Linked DNA regions of Homo sapiens: region 1 is linked to region 2. Evidence: read pairs that join two places in POLR2A ChIA-PET (ENCODE). Cell type or tissue: OCI-LY7. All regions are shown on one strand. Each heading gives the region's core, and the rest is flanking DNA. Links, peaks and the distances in the headings are about the cores only. Region 1 overlaps LOC122539213 (KHDC1-KHDC1L). Region 2 holds the start of MTO1 (mitochondrial tRNA translation optimization 1).

Region 1 (10,036 bases), core at 613-8,612, 230 kb after region 2:
TGATCTCCCCTGGGAAGTGGGGATGAGAGGAGAAATCTTGGCTTCACTTTTGGTGAGAAAGACATGATAGACACTGAGGAAAGTTTGAACTTGTGGCCGGGACCTGTCCCTCTCAGGTCTTCTAGACATGTCTGAGGGAAGTCTCTTGAATGTAAGAAAGTGTTATTGGCAAAGCAATCCAATAAAATAAGCTACCTATGATGCAAAGCCTTCGATGTACTGTCCTTTTTCCTTAGGATGAAATTATTCACCCCAGAGTTTTCTTGCACCTTAAAGTGCAGACAAATGGGGAGAATGGAAAGGTGGGAGGAAGGGTCCAGACAGAGATGGAAGGTGTTCCCACCACAACTGCCTGGTGAAGTAGGCAGCCAGGGAAGCTGGTGAACATGAGGTAGCCAGCCTTGTCCCTGATTGCCCAAGTTTGTGGGTGGGGGTGGGGGTGGGGGTGGAGGGGGTGGTTTTCAGGGAGCAATGGATTCTGAAGTCCCTCATGCCATGAATTAAATCAAATACGAAGGCTTCCTGAATCTCCATTGAAGAACGTTCTCCGATTGCCAAGTCTATATTTGGATCTGTCTAGGCAAGATTATGGCAAGCTAAACCTGTCCTCAGCTGAACTCTTCCTCTTCAAATTTGCCCCTTCTCCAGCAGCCTGCATCTTATATTGAGGCAATTGCAGTACTCTAGGAGAGTGACGATGGTGACTTGGACCAGAGTGGAGTGGTTGAAGTGTTAGGAAATGGTTGAATTTGGAAAATAATTTGAAGCCAGCAAGATTTGCTAATTACATGGTTTTCAGAAGGCCAATTACCAAATAAAGGTTAAAAGATCATATTCACAGTAGAAAAACACTTAGAGAAAATGTCGAAAGAATTCAGGTTATAGTAGTCAAATGCTGTGGCTCATGCCTGTAATCCTAGCACTTTGGGAGGCTGAGAAGGGCTCAGGTGTTGGAGACCATGGTAACATGGTGAAACCCTGTCTCATCCAAGAATACAAAAATTAGCCTGGTGTGGTGGCACATACCTGTCATCCCAGCTGCTTAAGGTGGTCACTGGGGTTGCAGCATTGCTTGAGCCCAGGAGGCGGAGGTTGCGGTAAGCCAAGATCATACCGCCACACTCCAGCATAGGTGACAGAGTGAGACTCTGTCTCAAAAAAAACAAAACAAAACAAAAACAAAACAAAAAAAACTCAGGTTGTTTACAGACTGTCACACAGACTGCCAAAATAAATTGTCTACACAAAATGGCCACTTTTTTCTTTCTAGAATTGAATTGTTCAGTTAGTCCTGAGGCCTAGCCCAGTGCCTTAATAATTATTTGTTGAAAAGTGAATGAACATCTTTTTATTTTATTTTATTTTATTTTATTTTATTTTTGAGATGGAGTCTCGCTCTGTCACCCAGGCTGGAGTGCAGTGGCGTGATCTCGGTTCACTGCAAGCTCTGTCTCCCAGGTTCACGCCATTCTCCTGCCTCAGCCTCCTGAGTAGCTGGGACTACAGGTGCCTGCCACCACGCCCAGCTAATTTTTTGTATTTTTAGTAGATACGGGGCTTCACCGTGTTAGCCAGGATGGTCTCGATCTCCTGACCTCATGATCCACCTGCCTCAGCCTCCCAAAGTGCTGGGATTACAGGCGTAAGCCACCGCACCCAGCCATGAAATTCTTTTTAATGGCTAGGAATGTATTCTAATATTGAAATAAAAATAACCTGTAAAGAAGTGAAGCACATTCTAGTTTGCTAGGCATACAAAGATAAATGTATATCCCTGACCTTTGGACAATAATCAACATTGCTTTTACTAAAAATTTCCTAGGGAAAAAGTCTCATGATTGTCAAAGGTACCATAGTATTTCTAACTCCAATCAAACTTCTGGCAAAGGTCTGTGTATACCTTAGTACAGTTTAAGGAGTCTGAGTTGTCATTTTCTTTCGTCTTTCTTTTCTCTTCTTTTTTTGAGATGGAATCTTGGTCTGTCACCCAGGCTAGAGTGCAGTGGCGTGATCTCGGCTCACTGCAACCCCTGTCTCCCAGGTTCAAGCGAGTCTGGTGCATCAGTCTCCCTGGGATTATAGGAATGCCACCACGCCTGGCTAATTTATTGTAGTTTTAGTAGAGATGGGGTTTTGCCATGTTGGCCAGGCTGGTCTCGAGCTATTGGCCTCAAGTGATCCACCTGCTTCAACCTCCCAAAGTGCTGGGATTACAGACGTAAGCCACTGCGCCCGGCTGAGCTGTCATTTTCTAATGAGCTGTAAGCAATGATCCCACTGAAGGATCCCTGTCTGAAGTATTTTCATGGGGAAGCTGGAAAAAAAAAAAGAGAAAACAACAGGGTAGGTGCGATGGCTCAAACATGTAATCCTAGCACTTTGGGAGGCGAGGCAGGCAGATCACTTGAGGTCAGGAGTTCAAGACCACCCTGGCCAACATGGTAAAACCCTGTCTCTATGAAAAATACAAAAATTAGCTGGGTGTGGTGGCGTATGCCTGTAATCTTAGCTATTTAGGAGGCTGAGGCATGAGAAACAGTTGAACCTGGGAAGCAGAGGTTGCAGTGAGCCAAGATCATGCTACTGCACTTCAGCCTGGGCGATACAGTGAGACTCCATCTCAAAAACAAACAAAACAAAGCAAAAAAACACCAAAAAACCAAGAATGATGCTAAATGGATTTGTGTGTGTGTGTGTTTTGCTACCATATTTCCTGTTCAATAGGGTCAATATTTATTTTCCCATAGAGAATGTCCTCTGAAGCCTTAAGATATGTTCTGTATGTGGAACTACTCTTTATTGTACTGAACCAATAATTGAATATCAGCTATGTCATTTTCATTTAAACGTAAAATTTTGTTTTTTGAATAGATAATTTCTTTATTGGGTTCAAAATTCAAAAAATGCTTTTAGTGAAAAAGATACCCTCCAAGTCCTGTCCTTCAGCTATACAGTATCATTTCTTGTAGGAAATCTGTTTCTAATTCCTTGTATACCCTTGGTTCTCAGATAAATACGCATATACAATGTCTTCTTTTTTATATTCAGATTGCATCATACAATATACTCTTTAGCACCTTGCCTTTTTAAAAACTTAACAATAGGTCTGGCAGAGGGTTGCATTTTAGAGCAGAAACACTTTCTCATAATTTCTTATAGCTATATAGTGTTCCATTGTATGGATATAGCATTCAACCCATTCCATATTGATGGACTTTTAGGTTATTTCCAACCTTATGTTGTAACAAACAATACTGCAGTACTGCAATGTGTATATGTCATTTTGCACATGTGTGAATATATTTGTGGGATAAATTGCTAAAAGTGCATTAATGGATATAGCCAAGTTTCCTTCCTAATTGTTGACAGTTTATACTTCTACCACATGTGTATGAGTATCTATTTCCTTACACTCTCACCAATAATGAGTATCAAATATTTTTAATTTTTGTCAGTCTTATTGATAGATGAAAAATGGTTTCCTAGTGCTGCTTTAATTTGCGTTTATCTTATTACAAGTGGCACTGAATATCTTCTTATTGGATTCCCATATGTGTTTTCCAATGCCTTTTCATTCATATGTATACACAATTTATATTGCACTTTCTGTGACCTGTCTATTTAGGCTGTTGTCCATTAGGTTGTTATTGATTTGTAGTACCTCTTGATATATTATAAATATTAGTGTGTTGTTTGTAAAATAAGCCACAAATACTTCTTTCCAGTGTGTCCTTTGTTTTTTACATTGTTTGGGTGGTATTTGCTATGTAGATATTTTTAATGTCTATGAGGTGAATTCATGAATCTTTTTATGTTTATTGCCTCTGGATTTTGTTTAGTTCTTAGGAATGCCCTCCTCATCCCATGACTATAAAATATTTGGTAGTGGTTTCCTCTGGCATGGTTTGGGTTTTCTTTTTTACATTTAAATAATATTATTTAAATGTATTCCTGAGATGTGATTTGATTTAGGTTGTTAGGTATGGGTCAAATGGGTTTTTATTATTTTTATTATGTATATATTTTAATGTAATTTAATTTTTTTTTTTGGAGACAGAACCTCTGTCACCCAGGCTGGAGTGCAGTGGTATGATCATAGCTCACAGCAGCCTCAAACTCTTGGGCTGCAGTTATCCTCCCACCTCAGCCTCCTGAGTAGTTGGGATTACAGTTGCACACCACCATGCGTATAATTTTTATAATTTTTTTAGACAAGGGGTTTCACCATGTTGGCCAGGCTGGTCTTAAACTCCTGAGCTCAAGTGATCTGTCCCCCTTGGCCTCCCAAAGTGCTGGGATTACATGTGTGAACCACTGTGCCTGGCCTGCAGTGATATTTCTGTCAAACCTGAGAAATACACTGGGGAGAAATCCAATACATATAATAAAATAAAAAATTATGATCAAGGACACTAGACTTAATGTTGAATCAGAGAACCTATAGTAGAGAAAAATACTATAGGTAATATATAAGGCCAATCATTGGCCCACTAGATGGAAAACTTTTATAGCTAGCCCATGTGAAGTTTCAGTCCTGTCTTAATTTATTAAGTATCACTGAATGTACACTGGAAAATATAAACGTATCAATCAGAAATGTTTTAATGTCTTTTCATTCTATTTTGGACGTGAGGAAATCACTTTTTAGTGAGTTGCAACTATACTAAAGTCATAGATTCAGCTATTTTGCACTGAAGGAAGTACACAGTTCTATGACAAAAAAAATTTAAATTAAATTGTATCCGCTGGGCAAGGTGGCTCACACCTGTAATCCTAGGACTTTGGGAGGCCAAGGCAGATTGATCACCTGAGGTCAGGAGTTTGAGACAAGCCTGGCCAACATGGTGAAACCTTGTCTGTACTAAAAATACAAAAATTTGCTGGGCGTGGTGTAATCCCAGCTACTCGAGAGGCTGAGGCAGGAGAATTGCTTGATCCCAGGAGGTGGAGGTGGAGGTTGCAGTGAGCTGACATTGCGCCATTGCACTCCAGCCTGGGCAACAGAGCAAAATTCTTTCTCAAAAAAAAAAAAAAAAAAGAAAAAAAATTGTATCCTTAAGTGATGATTTTGTTGGAAATTTTTTTTATAGATATCATAGTGTATTCAAAGTAAATTAGCTCTTCCTGGTGATTCAGAGCAACAGTCAGGCAAGCTTTTTCTATAAAGTGCCAGATAGTAAATATTTTACGTTCTGTGTCATGCAGTCTCTGTCGAAACTACTCACTCAATGATTACAGTGCAAAATTAGTCAGAGGGAATACATAACTGAATGGTACTGCACTGTCCCAATATAACTTTATTTATAAACACAAAATGAATTGTACATAATTTTATGTGTAAGAAAAAATAATTTGTTTTTTGATTTTTTAGAGCCATGTAAAAATGATTCCTGGCTGGGCGCAGTAGCTCACACCTGTAATCCCAGCACTGTGGGAGGCCGAGGTGGTTTGATCACCTGAGGTGAGGAGTTTGAGACCAGCCTGGCCAACACGGTGAAACCTCGTTTCTACTAAAAATACAAAAATTAGCTGGGTGTGGTGGTGTACGTCTGTAATCCCAGCTACTCGGGAGGCTGAGGTAAGAGAATTGCTTGAACCCGGGAGGCAGAGGTTGTAGTGAGCTGAGATCGCGCCAGTGTACTCCAGCCTGGACAACAAGTGTGACAGTCCATCTCAAAAAAAAAAAAAAAAAAAATTTCTAAACCACAACCTATACAAAAAACAGGCATGAGAAATTGTGGAAGACAGTGTGGTGATTCCTCAAGGATCTAGAGCCAGAAATACCATTTGACCCAGCAATCCCATTACTGGGTATATACCCAAAGGATTATAAATCATTCTATTATAAAGACACATGCACACATGTATTTATTGCAGCACTATTTACAATAGCAAAGACTTGGAACTAACCCAAATGCCCATCAATGATAGACTGGATAAAGAAAATGTGGTACATATACACCATGGAATACTATGCAGCCATAAAAAAGAAGGAATTCCTGTCCTTTGTAGGGACATGGATGAAGCTGGGAGCCATTGTTCTCAGCAAACTAACACAGGAACAGAACCAAATACTGCATGTTCTCACTGATAAGTGGGAGTTGAACAGTGAGAACACATGGACACAGGGAGGTGAGCATCACACACCTGGGCCTGCCGGGGGTGATGAGCAAGGGGAGGGAGAGCATCAGCACAAATACTGAATGTATACAGGGCTTAAAACCTAGATAAGGGGTTTATGGGTGCAGCAAACCACTATGGCACATGTATACTATGTAACAAACCTGCACATTCTGCACATGTAGCCCAGAATTTAAAGTAAAATTTAAAAAAAAGAAAAAAAAGGAAAAGCATTAGTCCTATCTATGTCCTAAATAGTACAAAACTTCAGTAAATAAAAGGCTGTGTTTTATTAATGCATGAATGGAAAGACAAATCAATGGAATAGAATAGAAAACCAAATATACCCCCACATATATGCATAAAAATTTAATATTTGATAAGATGATTCAGATTAATGTGGAAAGGCAGATTACTCAATCAGTGAATGAGTAATCATTGTGATAAACAAGCAAACCATTTAAAAATCCATTTGAGGTCAGGCAGAGTGGCTCACATGTGTAATCCCAGCAATTTGGGAGGCACAGGAAGGGGGATTGCTTGAGCCTGGGAGTTTGAGATCAGCCTGAGAAGATGGTGAGACCTTGTCTCTACAAAAATAAAAAATAAAAAATTAGCCAAGTGTGGTGGTTGCACCTATAGTCCTGGCTACTCGGGAGGCTGAGCTGGGAGAATAACTTGAGCCCAGGAGTTTGAGGCTGCTGTGAGCTATGATCACACCACTGCACTCCAGCCTGAGAGCAAGATACACAGCAAGATAATTCCAACTGAAGGGCTTTGATTTTTAAAGTATAAATAGGAATTCTTCTCTTCTTATTTATTTATTGTTGGCTACCAGATGGAGTGGTCAGGATTTTTCTATAGTATTAGTATTTTGGTACTCAATAGAGCATACACATTTTTATTATAAATTCTTTGATGCTTAATATTATATGACTTGGAAAGTGCTATAAATGAAAATAATAAAGACATACTTTGTGTTTTTCAATCTTGAGGTTTTATGTGATAAAACATTGGTTACCTACAGTTCATTCTCCCTCTTTGGAAAGTGGAACATTGCTGGGCTCAATCAATCAAAATGAGAGAAGTATGTAAAAGGGACCAGAATCATGTAGCATGATTTGAACAGCAAATAACAGGAAACACTTGTCTAGTTGGATGCTAATAAAGCACTGTATTAGTGCCAATAGCAGACATTCCAGGCATATTATGCCAAGGGCTCCCTTCCACCCGTGTTGGCTTCCTCTTCGGGTTGGTAGCAAAATACTTGTAGCCGTTTCCAAAATCATATCCTGTTATAAACACCAGGAGAAAGAAAGAAGATATGAGTCCTTTTTTGTGTCTCTTTTCAGAAATGAGACAACCTCTGCTGGAAGCCTCCTTTAGGTTTTACTTCATTTCAAAATTGGGACATGTGCCATTTCCTAAAGCAATCACTGGCAAGGGGAATGAGATTATCACGATTAGTCTAAACTAATCACCTGGAGTTAAATTGATGTTAGAAGTTAATGTCCATCAGCACTAAACAGGGTTCTATTCTTCTATATTTTGACATCATCTGGGAGTTGAAAAACTGCAACTGTGAGCCAGAGATTGACAGAGTGATAGAGCCACTGAATAAGAAATAGATTTATGACTTGGGAAGTGGAGAAGCCATGCTAAATGAAACCTATAAATTTGAAGCTGCCAATTTCTCATAGATTATCTATTTGTTTAAGTATAAGGAATCTTGAGAAACTCATGTAGGATGCAATAGAACCTATATTTCATTTGAGTGCATATTCATTAACATTTTCCTGCTTTTTAAAAACTCTACAATCAGGCCGGGTGCAGTGTCTCATGCCCATAATCCCAGTGCTTTGGAGGCTGAGCCGGGAGGATCTCTTGAGCCCAGGAGTTTGAGACCTGCCTGGGCAACATAGCAAACCCTGTCTCTACAAAAAACCAAACCAAACCAAAGCAAAAATGCAACAAATTAGCTGGTTGGCGTGGTGCACTTTTGTAGTCCTAGCTACTTGGGAGGCTGAGGCAGGAGGATTGCTTGAATTCGGGAGTTTGAGACTGCAGTGAGCTATGATTGCGCCACTACTCTCTGGCCTGGGCAATAGGGCAAGACTCTGTCTCTAAAAACAAACCAAATAAGAAAAACAAAACCAGGAAACCCTCTATCATCAGAAAATTATCGACACTTTTGGTTTCAGATGTGCCCGTCTTGCTGTGAGTCCACATCCAGCAGGGACAGGCAAAGCTAAGAGCACCAGGGCTCTTCTCCTTCCTGTGTGCGTGCACCTTCCCATGAATATAATAAATAAAGATGATTACTTACTCCATGTGTTACACTTGCAAACCTTGCCTTTTTTATTGCTCTAAAATATGAGGTAACCAAGATTGTGCATAACTAGCATTAGACAACTCACTGCACACTATTTCTAACTGTGTTTGTGGTCCTATGTGGTACTTTGGATAATGTTATTTTCATAATTATGCATGAATAATTTTTCCAGGGCCACCAGCTGGTCCTAGCTGGTTGCCTTCTCCTCTACCCCTGCTGACTACATAAGTGGTTTGTTATTTTCCAAAGATAATTTTCTTAAAACGCTTATGCTTGGGGGTACGCGTGAAGGTTGGTTACATACGTAGACTAGTGTCATGGGGGTTTGTAGTACAGATTATTTCATCACCCAGGTATTAAGCCCATTAGTCACTATTTATCTTTTCTGCTCCTCTCCCTTTTCTTACCCTCCACCCTCAAGTAGACCGCAGTGTCTATTGTTTCCTTCTTTGCGTTCATGAGTTCTCATCATTTAGCTCCCATTTGTAAGTGAGAACAAGTGGTATTTGGTTTTCTCTTGCTGCATTAGTTTGCTAAATATAATGGCCTCCAGCTCCATCCATGTTCCCACAAAATACATGATCTCATTCTTTTTGTTATGGCTGCATAGTGTTCCATGGTGTATATGTACCACATATTCTTTATCCAATCTGTCATTGATGGATATTTAGGTTGATCCTATGTGCTTGCTATTGTGAATCATGCTGCAATGAACATTCATGTGCATGTGTCATTATGGTAGAATGATTTATATTCTTCTGGGTATATACCCAGTAAGGGGATTGCTGGGTCGAATGGCACTTCTGCTTTTAGCAGCTTGATGAATCACTATACTGCTTTCCACAATGGCTAAACTAATTTACACTCCCACCAACAGTGTATGTGTTCCCTTTTTTTCTGCAACCTCACCAGCATCTGTTATTTTTTGACTTTTTAAATAATAGCCATTCTAACTTGTGTGAGTTGGCATCTCATTGTGGTTTTGATTTGCATTTCTCTAATGATCAGTGAAACTGAGCTTTTATTCATATGCTTGTTGGCCACATGTATGTCTTTTGAAATTGTTTGCTCATACCCTTTGCCCACATTTTAAGGGGCTGTTTGTTTTTCTCTTGTAAATTTGTTTAAGTTCATTATAGATCCTGGATATTAGACCTTTGTCAGATGCATAGTTTGCAAGTATTTTCTTTAGGCTGTCTGTTTATTCCGTGGATAGTTTCTTTTGCTATGCAGAAGCTATGTGATGGGCAACAAGAGTGAAACTTTGTCTCAAAAAAAAAAATTTTTTTTCTTTTTTTTCTTTTTCTTTTTTTTTTTTTGAGACCGAGTCTCACTCTGTCGCCAGGCTGGAGTGCAGTGGTGCGATCTCAGCTCAGTGCAACCTCCGACTCCCTGGTTCAAGCCAAAATTCGCTCTTTTAATTTACATATAAAAAGAAATATTCAGGTTTGCTTGATGTTCTGCAAATTTTGAGTGACTCAAACATACTATGAGTGTTCTTTTGGTTACCAAACTTAGAATAACATAAAAAAACTGTCAGAAGAAAACTTTTTTTTTAAAGGTTATTTCTAATAAAATGATATG
Region 2 (9,698 bases), core at 1,699-9,698:
TAATAGGCTGGGCACAGTGCTCATGCCTGTAATCCCAGCATTTTCAGACGCTGAGGTGGGCGGATCGCTTGAGGTCAGGAGTTCAAGACCAGCCTGACCAACATGGTGAAACCCTGTCTCTACTAAAAATACAAAAAATTAGCCGGGCATGGTGGCAGTCGCCTGTAACCCCAGCTACTTGGGAGGCTGAGGCAGGAGAATTGCTTGAACCTGGGAGGGGAACGTTGCAGTGAGCCAAGATGGTACCACTGCACTCCAGCCTAGGCAACAGAGCCAGACTCTGTCTCAAAAAATGTTAATAGATGGCTGGGTGCGGTGGCTCACAGCTGTAATCCCAGCACTCTGGGAGGGCGAGGCGGGTGGATCACAAGGTCAGGAGAACAAGACCATCCTGGCCAACGTGGTGAAACCCCATCTCTACTAAAAATACAAAAATTAGCTGGGCATGGTGGTACGTGCCTGTAGTCCCAGCTACTCAGGAGGCTGAGGCAGGAGAATCGCTTGAACCCGGGAGGCTCAGGTTGTGGTGAGCCGATATCGCACCACTGCATTCCAGCCTGGCACAGAGTGAGACTCCGTCTCAAAAACAAAAACAAAAACAAACAAACAAAAAAAGTTAATAGATAATGTCTAGAACTGTAAATTAGGAAGTAAAAAGATAAGCCTGCTATTCAGAAATATGGAAGTATATACAATAAGTGACAACTAAAAAAGCTGAAGTGTCTGTCTCCAGGGAAGGAGATGGTTGTTTTCCCACATAAATTTCTAAATTTCTTTTATATTTATTTATTTATTTATTTATTTATTTTGAGACAGAGTTTCGCTCTTGTTGCCCAGGCTGGAGAGCAATGGTGTGATCTCGGCTCACCACAACCTCCGCCTCCTGGGTTCAAGTGATTCTCTGGCCTCAGCCTCCTGAGTAGCTGGGATTTCAAGCATGCGCCACCACACCTGGCTAATTTTGTATTTTTAGTAGAGATGTGTTTCTCCATGTTGTTCAGGCTGGTCTTGAACTCCCAACCTCAGGTGATCTGCCTGCCTTGGCCTCCCAAAGTGTTGGGATTACAGGTGTGAGCCACTACACCCAAACTTATTTTTTATTTTTTTTTGACACAGGGTCTCACTCTGTTGCCCAGGCTGGAGTGCAGTGGCATAATCACAGCTCACTGAAGTCTCAACCTCCTGGGCTCAAGCAATCCTCCCACTTCAGCTTATTGAGTAGCTGAAACTACAGGCACCTGCTACCACACCGGCTAATTTTTGTATTTTTTTGTAGACATGAGGTTTTGCCATCTTGCCGAGGCTGGTCTCAAACTCTGGGGCTCAAGCAATCCACCTACCTCGGCCTCCCAAAGTGCTAGGATTACGGGCATGAGCCACCATGCCCAGACCCTTTTAATATTTTAAGAAAAAATTATATGCATGAGTTATTTTGATAAAAAACATACATAACTCTTTTACATAAAAATATATATAAGCTGTTAAAATATGAATTTTTTAAAAAATTAAAGTCAGAACCAGAAAAAACAGAAATTACAATAGAAAGATGGGGAGAGAGGGAGACATAAATATGCAGATTACAAAGTTCTACACTAAGATGGAACATGGTACTGATGAGCCTAGAATTTGACTGAGCATCATAAATGCCAAGATGAAAAGAGAAACATATTTATTTATATAGTTTTCCTCATCCAGGTAGAGAAAATGCAACAAGTTCCTTGAATAAGCAACATATCTCCACACTTTGCTCTAAAATAAATTTCTCACATGGAATTTGATATGCTGTTATCATACACCATCTATAACCAATACGTACCCAAAACAACCCCACTGACACGGCATTTCCCAGTGTGTTCAGGCTCTGGTTCTGTAAGAATAAGATCTTCTACAGCTCCCTCCTGAACAGTAAGCAGTGGTGTATTCAAGATTTCTTTCTGTCAAAAGAAAATGCCAGTTGAAACATGGTAATTAAACAATCACTATAATCTTTCCTGTGCTCATGCCCTATTCTTACCTGCATGTTCTGTTTATAGAGTTTCCTATCAATCTGAGCTCTCAGACCCCACACAGCTGGTCCCTTACGCCGGTTTAATACTTTATAATGTACACCAGACTGGTCACAGATGCGAGAACACAGGCCATCCAAGGCATCTACTTCCCTCATTAAATGTCCCTTTCCGATGCCACCAAAGGAAGGATTACATGACATCTGACCTAAAGATAATAGACATAAACAAAATAAATATATGAGCACCTTGCACATAGTGACTACTTAATAAGGAAACATTTATACAGGTGACTATAATCATCTCATATGATAAAAAATAGAAAACGTGAAAGATATACTACAAAGAAAATCCCAAAGACCCAATGGGATGCAAAAGTGTCCAGGGCAACCTGGATGACAAACCACTTCCTGAACTTCCTTTTGTTTTTTTTAAGATGGAGTCTCACTCTGTCACCCAGGCTGGAGTGCAGTGGTACAATCTCGGCTCACTGCAACCTCTGCCTCCTGGGTTCAAGCGATTCTCCTGCCTCAGCATCCCGAGTAGCCGGGATTACAGGTGTCCGGCACCACGCCTGGCTAATTTTTGTATTTTTGGTAGACGGGTTTCACCATGTCGACCAGGCTGGTCTCAAACTCCTGACCTCAGGTGATCTGCCCACCTCGGCCTCCCAGAGTGCTGGGATTACAGCCGTGAGCCACCGCGCCCGGCCTGAACTTTCTTTTGAATCTCTTCCTTGATGCATATTTTTACTGTTTCACTAGGTTGCCTTTTCCTTTCAAACATGTAATCCTTACCCCATGAAACCTTTCTAAACCAAGTATACTTGGTTTTTAAATTTGTTCTTTTTTGATACAGCACCAGAGGAATCTACCAAATCAAGCACACTTGTAAGAAGTCCCTAGTCCTTCAACATAAATAAGGACAAAAATAAATAAATAAATAAAAAACAGGGCCGGGTGTGGTGGCTCACGCCTGTAATCCTAGCACTTTGGGAGGCCAAAGAGGGTGGATTGCTGGAGCTCAGAAGTTTGAGACCACCCTGGGCGACACGGTGAAACCCCGTCTCTACTAAAATACAAAAAAATAGCCAGGCATGGCAGTTTGCACCTGTAATCCCAGCTACTTGGGAGGCTGAGGCAAAAGAATCGCTTGACCCTGGGAGGCTGAGGTTGCAGTGAGCCGAGATGGCACCATCGCACTCCACCCTGGGTGACAACAGTGACTCCATCTCAAAAAAAAAAAGAAAAGAAAAAAGAAAAAACAAAGAAGCCCCTTGGCACTGGTTCAGTTACAACCAATTATGTCTTCCATAAATGCCATCTGATATCTCCTTTTTGCACTTACTTTGCAGAATTAAATATAATTAAATTACAAATTTCTTGTGAGTGAAGACCATATTTTATACCTTTCCCTTACATTTACCCAGTCTTACCTGGAGGTCTAAACCCATGTGGTTACCTCAAAAGTTTTTGTGGGAGGTGGAGGGATGGGCAAGTTATGTCAATATCCACATATCCACTGCCACCACATCAAGAATCAAGACCTCCAAAAGTTTTTTTTTTTTTTTTTTTTTTTTTTGAGACAGAGTTTCGCTCTTGTTGCCCAGGCTGGAGTGCAATGGCACGATCTCAGCTCACTGCAACCTCCACCTCCCGAGTTCAAGTGATTCTCCTGCCTCAGCCTCCCAAGTAGCTGGGATTACAGGCATACGCCACCACGCCTGGCTAATTTTCTTTCTTTTTTTTTTTTTTTTTAGTATTTATTGATCATTCTTGGGTGTTTAATTTTCTATTTTTAATAGAGACAGGGTTCCTCCATGTTGGTCAGGCTGGTCTCGAACTTCCGACATCAGGTGATTTGCCCGCCTTTGCCTCCCAAACTGCTGGGATTACAGGCATGAGCCACCATGCCCAGACAAGACCTCCACAAGTTTTAATGGTCTCCACAGGGAGACTGGATAGCACTGTGATTATGAGCATGAAGTGTCATTATGAGGAGTGTGTGTGAAAGAGATATCTGGCTCAATTTCTAGACCTACCACTTATGAGCTCTGTGATCATGGCAAGTTACCTAACATACCTTAGTCTCTCTACTGTAAAAACAGGAATGACAGCTGTGGTAGATTATTTTCCTCCTTCTTCCTTTGAAATAGAAGACTCCTGGGCTCCCCAAATGCTGGGATTACAAGCGTGAGTAATCACCCCTGGCCTAGGTCTTTATTTTATTATTATTTTTTAAAAATATGGAACACTTCACAAATTTGTGCATCATCCTTGTGCAGGGGCTATGCTAATCCCTATATCATTCCAACTTTAGTTTATGTTGTTGCCAAAGCAAGCACTAGGTCTTTATTTTTTAAAAATATAAACAACAGGCCAGGTGTGGTGGCTCACACCTGTAATCCCAGCACTTTGGGAGGCTGACACGGGTGGATCACCTGAAGTCAGGAGTTGGAGACCAGCCTGGCCAACATGATGAAACCCCATCTCTACTAAAAATACAAAAAATTAGCTGGGCGTGGTGGCAGACTCCTCTAATCCCAGCCACTTGGGAGGCTGAGGCAGGAAATCGCTTGAACCCGGGAGGTGGAGGTTGCAGTGAGCCAAGATCGCGCCACTGCATTCTAGCCTGGTCAACAACAGCAAAACTCTGTCTCAAAAATGAAAGAAAAGAAAAGAAAAAACCCACCTGAATGTATGATGAGAAAAGTATAATCTTTTAGGAAATCATATAGCCTCCTCTCCCCCACCCACAAAACCGCAGTTAATAGTATATATTTCTTCACAGTTATGAGCTGAATGGTTATTTTAAAGAAGAATTTCAGGAATAAATAAGTGATTTATTCACAACTTTTACAAAACAAGTAAATATTCTAATTACTGCTCGCTCCTAAGCAAAAGGAAGGAGGAAAGACAAAAGTATACATAATTTACAAGTTGATGTTTTAGCTAGTATCTATCATGATGCTACAGAACGGCCATCCAACCATTACCCATTAGAGCAAAAAAAGTACTGTCCAGTACTAAACACAAAATCCAGGGACGACAACCCAGAAGGAATATAGGATGCAAAAGGTAGCATGGCGCTGGGCACGGTGGCTCATGCCTGTAATCCCAGCATTTTGGGAGGCCGAGGCGGGCGGATCACAAGGTCAGGAGATCGAGACCATCCTGGCTAACATGGTGAAACCCCGACTCTACTAAAAATACAAAGAAAAAAAAAATTAGCCGGGCGTGGTGGTGGGTGCCTGTAATCCCAGCTACTCGGGAGGCTGAGGCAGGAGAATGGCATTAACCCGGAAGGCGGAGCTTGCAGTGAGCCGAGATGGCGCCACTGCACTTGAGCCTGTGTGACAGTGCAAGACTCTGTCTCAAAAGAAAAAAAAAAAAAAAAGGTAGCATGGTTCTTCCAAAAGGCATCACAAAATCTTGACAGAAACACAAAGATCAGGCTGGGCAGAGTACTGAGCACCTGCAATCCCAGCTACTGGTTAGGCAGAGGCAGGAAAAGTTCTTGAGTCCAGAAAGCGGAGCCTGTAATGTGCAACGATCGTGCCTATGAGTAGTCACTGCACTCCAGCCTGGGCAACATGGCGAGACCCTGTCTCTAAAAAAATGTTTTTAAATAAAAACACAAGAACCGTTTAATAAAGGATTTTTTTATTTTATTAATATTATCATTATTTTGAGACGGAGTTTTGCTCTTTTGCCCAGGCTGGAGTGAAGTGGCGCAATCTCGGCTCACTGCAACCTCTGCCCCCGGGTTCAAGCGATTCTCCTGCCTCAGACTCCCGAGTAGCTGGGATTATAGGCGCCCGCCACCATGCCCGGCTAATTTTTGTATTTTTAGTAGAGACGGGGTTTCGCCGTGTTGGCCAAGCTGGTCTCAAACTCCTGACCTCAGGTGATCCACCTGCCTTGGCATCCCAAAGTGCTGGGATTAAAGAAGTGAGCCACTGCACCTGGCCATAAACCATTGTTAATAATGTTAATTCACCCTTTATCTGGAGTAACATAGTAGAAGGTAAACGCAGCAATGAACTAAGAAGCTACCAGCGAGTAGTTGGTAGCTCCCTTTCCCAAGGCACTGACCCCGAACCCCAACCTCCTACAACGGACGACTGTCAGCAGCAGCATAATCTATGGTTCGCAGAATAGACTAATATAGAGTTCTGGCCTGGCCCGCCTGATCCTTGCGAGACACTGATCGAGGCTAAAACCACAGAAGGTAGGATTCTCACTAGCTTTGAGGAAAGGAAGAGGTCCCCCGCTTCAGACCGGGGGAGGCGGGAAGGAAGCAGCCTGCGTCCTACGCCAAGTTCCACAGCACCCGCGCTCCTCACCGATCGTGTCCACGCGGTGAGTGAGGAGCAGAGTCCGAGAGCCGCACCGAGCGGCGGCGGTGGCTGCCTCAGTCCCGGCATGTCCTCCACCAATGACTATCACGTCGAAGTGCGGAGTCCGGGGCGCCGCGCTGTCACTGCTCAACCGTGCCAACGGAAATTGCTGCTTGGTGAAGGAAACCGCGACCCAACGGCCACAGCCTCGGAAGTAGAACATGCTGGGAGAAAAATCTATCTGACTTTGAAGCTGACACGAGTGACGGTCAAAAAAACTTACGCAACAAGAGACAATCTGCAGGGCGCGGCCATCTTGCTTTAATATCACGGGGTAGGACGTCTACGTCCAGCGTCGCCGCTGATTGGCGGTTTGGAGCTACTTTCCTGGTGAGGGAGATGGGTGATCGCACGGAGGGCCGGTTGTGTATTTTCTTTCCTAGTTCGTGCGGGCTTTTTTTATTATTATTATTTTTTATTTTTATTTATTTATTTATTTATTTATTTATTTATTTATTTATTTATTTATTTATTTATTTATTTTGAGACAGAGTCTCGCTCTGTTGCCCAGGCTGGAATGCAGTGGCGCGATTTCGGCTCACTGCAAGCTCCCCCTCCCGGGTTCGCGCCATTCTCCTGCCTTAGCCTCCGAGTAGCTGGGGCTACAGGCGCCCGCCACTACGCCCGGCTAATTTTTTGTATTTTTAGTAGAGACTGGGTTTCACCGTATTAGCCAGGATGTTCTCGATTTCCTGACCTCGTGATCCGCCCGTGCGGGCTTTTTTTGATTTCCTGTGGTTCTGGGTTGGGAGCTCCTACTAAAGGTCATCTTTTGTACTTTCTTAGGCCCTGCAGTCCTTATCGCCAGGTGGCCACCTACGATCAATGAATTTGATCACTTTGCCTTATCAGATCTTTGTGATCTGACAATCTGATACACCGTCACCTTCTGTTTGTCTATAAAAACTAAGGGCTGAAAATAAGAATAGATTCGGGCCGGGCGCGGTGGCTCACGCCTGTATTCCCAGCACTCTGGGAGGCCGAAGCAGGTGGATCACAAGGTCAGGAGATGGAGACCATCCTGGTCAACATGGTGAAACCCCATCGCTACTAAAAAAAAAAAAAAAAAAAAAAAAAAAAAAAATTAGCCGGGAGTGGTGGCATGCACCTGTAATCCCAGCTACTCAGGAGACTGAGGCAGGAGAATCGCTTGAACCTGGGAGGCCGAGGTTGCAGTGAACCAAGATTGTGCCACTGCACTCCAGCCTGGGCGACAGAGCAAGACTCCGTCTCAAAAAAAAAAAAAGAAAAAGAAAAGAAAAAGAATAGATTCGAAAGGAGTTCAAATATATTTGTGGACTGAAAGATTCATGATGGTGCCTGGGCATGGTGGATCACGCCTGTAATCCTAGCACTTTGGAAGGCCGAAGGGGGCAGATTGCCTGAGCTCAGGAGTTCGAGACCAATCTGGGCAACATGGTGAAACCCCGTCTGTACTAAAATACAAAAAAAAAAATTAGCCAGGTGTGGTGGCATGCACCTGTAGTCCCAGCTACTTGGGCGGCTGAGGCAGGAGAATTGCTTGAACCCGTAGGCAGAGGTTGCAGTGAGCCGAGATCGTGCCACTGCACTCCAGCCTGGCGACAAGAGTGAGACTCTGTCTCAAAAAAAAAAAAAAGAGAGAGAGAGATTCATGATGGCTAATTGGTTAATTAGAAGAATCGGTTGGTTGGAGGTTAAATGTCCAGCCTTTTGGAATTCACAGCCTTTCTCAATTCACAGCCTTTCTCAGAAAGGCAACGTTTGACTGGAGAATAAAACAAGTGTGGTATTGCAGGATCTGGCCAGCAGCCCACAATGCAATGGGGCTCTTTCTTTGTTCCCAGGCGGATTGGCAGGTCGAGAAATAATAGACACACAGAAGATATTGAAAGCTGGGTCCAGGGGGGTCACTGCCTTCTGGTCCTGCAATGCTGCTAATACACTGGATATACCAGCATTTATTATTAAGTTTAGTGAGGGCAGGGGTAGGTTAGTGAGGGATTTAGGGTCATTTGATTATGAGGTGAGATGGTCACATGGGGATGAAGTAATTCTTTAACATAACATCTGTATGCAGAAGTACAGTATACAGAGATAAGAATTTACAATATATTGTGTGCATCAGTAATTTCTAACAGAGCCTTAAAACAGAAACAGTCTTTCCATAACCTATGATTAGCAAGATATTAATCAGCAGTAACAGTTGCAGCAAAAGCTGGTTACAAACAATCCATAGAAACAGGATGTGAAGCTAGACAATCAGTTAGACCAGAAATTCTCAGAAGGGAGTATGCCTTAACCCTAAAAAGGCCTAGAAGAGCCGTGGCAAGATGAGGGCATTTATAGCCCTATCTTACCCACAGGGACAGGCGCCCCTCATGCGTCCGTTTAGAGGCTTTCCACAAGGGTTGCATTCCATTCCCAGAGCTATGAACATCTGCTTTTCTGGGATAGGAATCTTGGTGATGCACGTCCGTTCATAGGCTCTCTGCAGGGGGAAGCACATCACCCGCTGTTGGCTCATTCTGGCAGTCCAACCTGGCATTCTCTTTACACAATCCTGCATGCAACTTTGTATTTACAATAATCAGGAGCATTTCATCTTTTATTCCGTAGCAATAGTTTCAGGGGTCTCCCTACAGTGTGGCAGTTTTATTGTTCTAATTATAAAAAGTATTAAATACATAGGCCGGGAGTGGTGGCTCACACCTGTAATCCCAACACTTTGGGAGGCCAAGGTGGCGGATCACTTGAGTCCACCAGGAGTTTGAGACCAGCCTGGCCAATATGGCGAAACTCTATCTCTACTAAAAATAGAAAAATTAACCTGGCATGGTGCTGCGTGCCTGCAGTCCCAGCTACTCAGGAGGCTGAGGCAGGAGAATTGCTTGAACCCAGGAGGCACAGGTTGCAGTGAGCCCAGATGGTGCCATTGCACTCAAGCCTGGGTGACTGAGACCCTGTCTCAAAAAAACAAAACAAAAACCCTTAAAACAAAAAACAGTAAACATTATTTCTTTTCTTTATTTTTTTTTAATAGGATCTCCTTCTGTTGCCCAGGCTGGAGTGCAGTGGCGCTATCATGGCTCACTGCAACCTCCGCCTCCTGGGCTCAAGTGATCCTCCCACCTCCATCTCCCAAATAGCTGGGACCACAGATGTGGGTGGACACTAGGCCTGGCTAATTTGGTTTCTTTGTTGTTGTTTTTTGTTTGTTTGTTTGTAGACATGGGGTTGAGGGAGGGAGTGTCTCACTATGTTGCCCAGGTTGGTCTTGAACTCCTGGCCTAAAGCCTCCCAAAGTGCTGGGA

The links. Peaks named below come from ENCODE experiments on the same cell type or tissue, not always from the same donor. Only the 100,000 strongest peaks of a DNase experiment are listed, where the experiment ranks them.
Region 1: POLR2A ChIA-PET joins it to region 2 with 13 read pairs; 2 of 35 experiments call an interaction of 5 or more read pairs at or near these places.

Annotation. Positions count from the first base shown.
Region 1 is chr6:73,231,485-73,241,520 of GRCh38, reverse strand. The region is part of intron 4 of LOC122539213 (KHDC1-KHDC1L); the gene reads left to right. It overlaps KHDC1 (KH domain containing 1), which reads left to right. Exons shown (of 4, transcript NM_030568.5): 4 at 1-207. Among named protein-coding and RNA genes, the nearest start is that of KHDC1L, 11 kb to the right of the region's middle. In OCI-LY7, for the core only: no CTCF peak of the experiment used is centred there; no DNase peak of the experiment used is centred there.
Region 2 is chr6:73,458,725-73,468,422 of GRCh38, reverse strand. MTO1 (mitochondrial tRNA translation optimization 1) reads right to left here and starts at 6,686. Exons shown (of 12, transcript NM_012123.4): 1 at 6,352-6,686; 2 at 2,015-2,214; 3 at 1,817-1,934. The coding sequence starts at 6,568. It also overlaps the pseudogene RNU6-975P. RefSeq lists enhancers at 6,146-6,195, 6,216-6,275, 6,346-6,675, 5,848-6,693 and a silencer at 7,126-7,185. In OCI-LY7, for the core only: CTCF peaks have their summits at 5,104 and 5,383; DNase peaks (open chromatin) are centred at 5,362, 6,682 and 7,012; H3K4me3 peaks cover 3,301 bases; H3K27ac peaks cover 2,689 bases.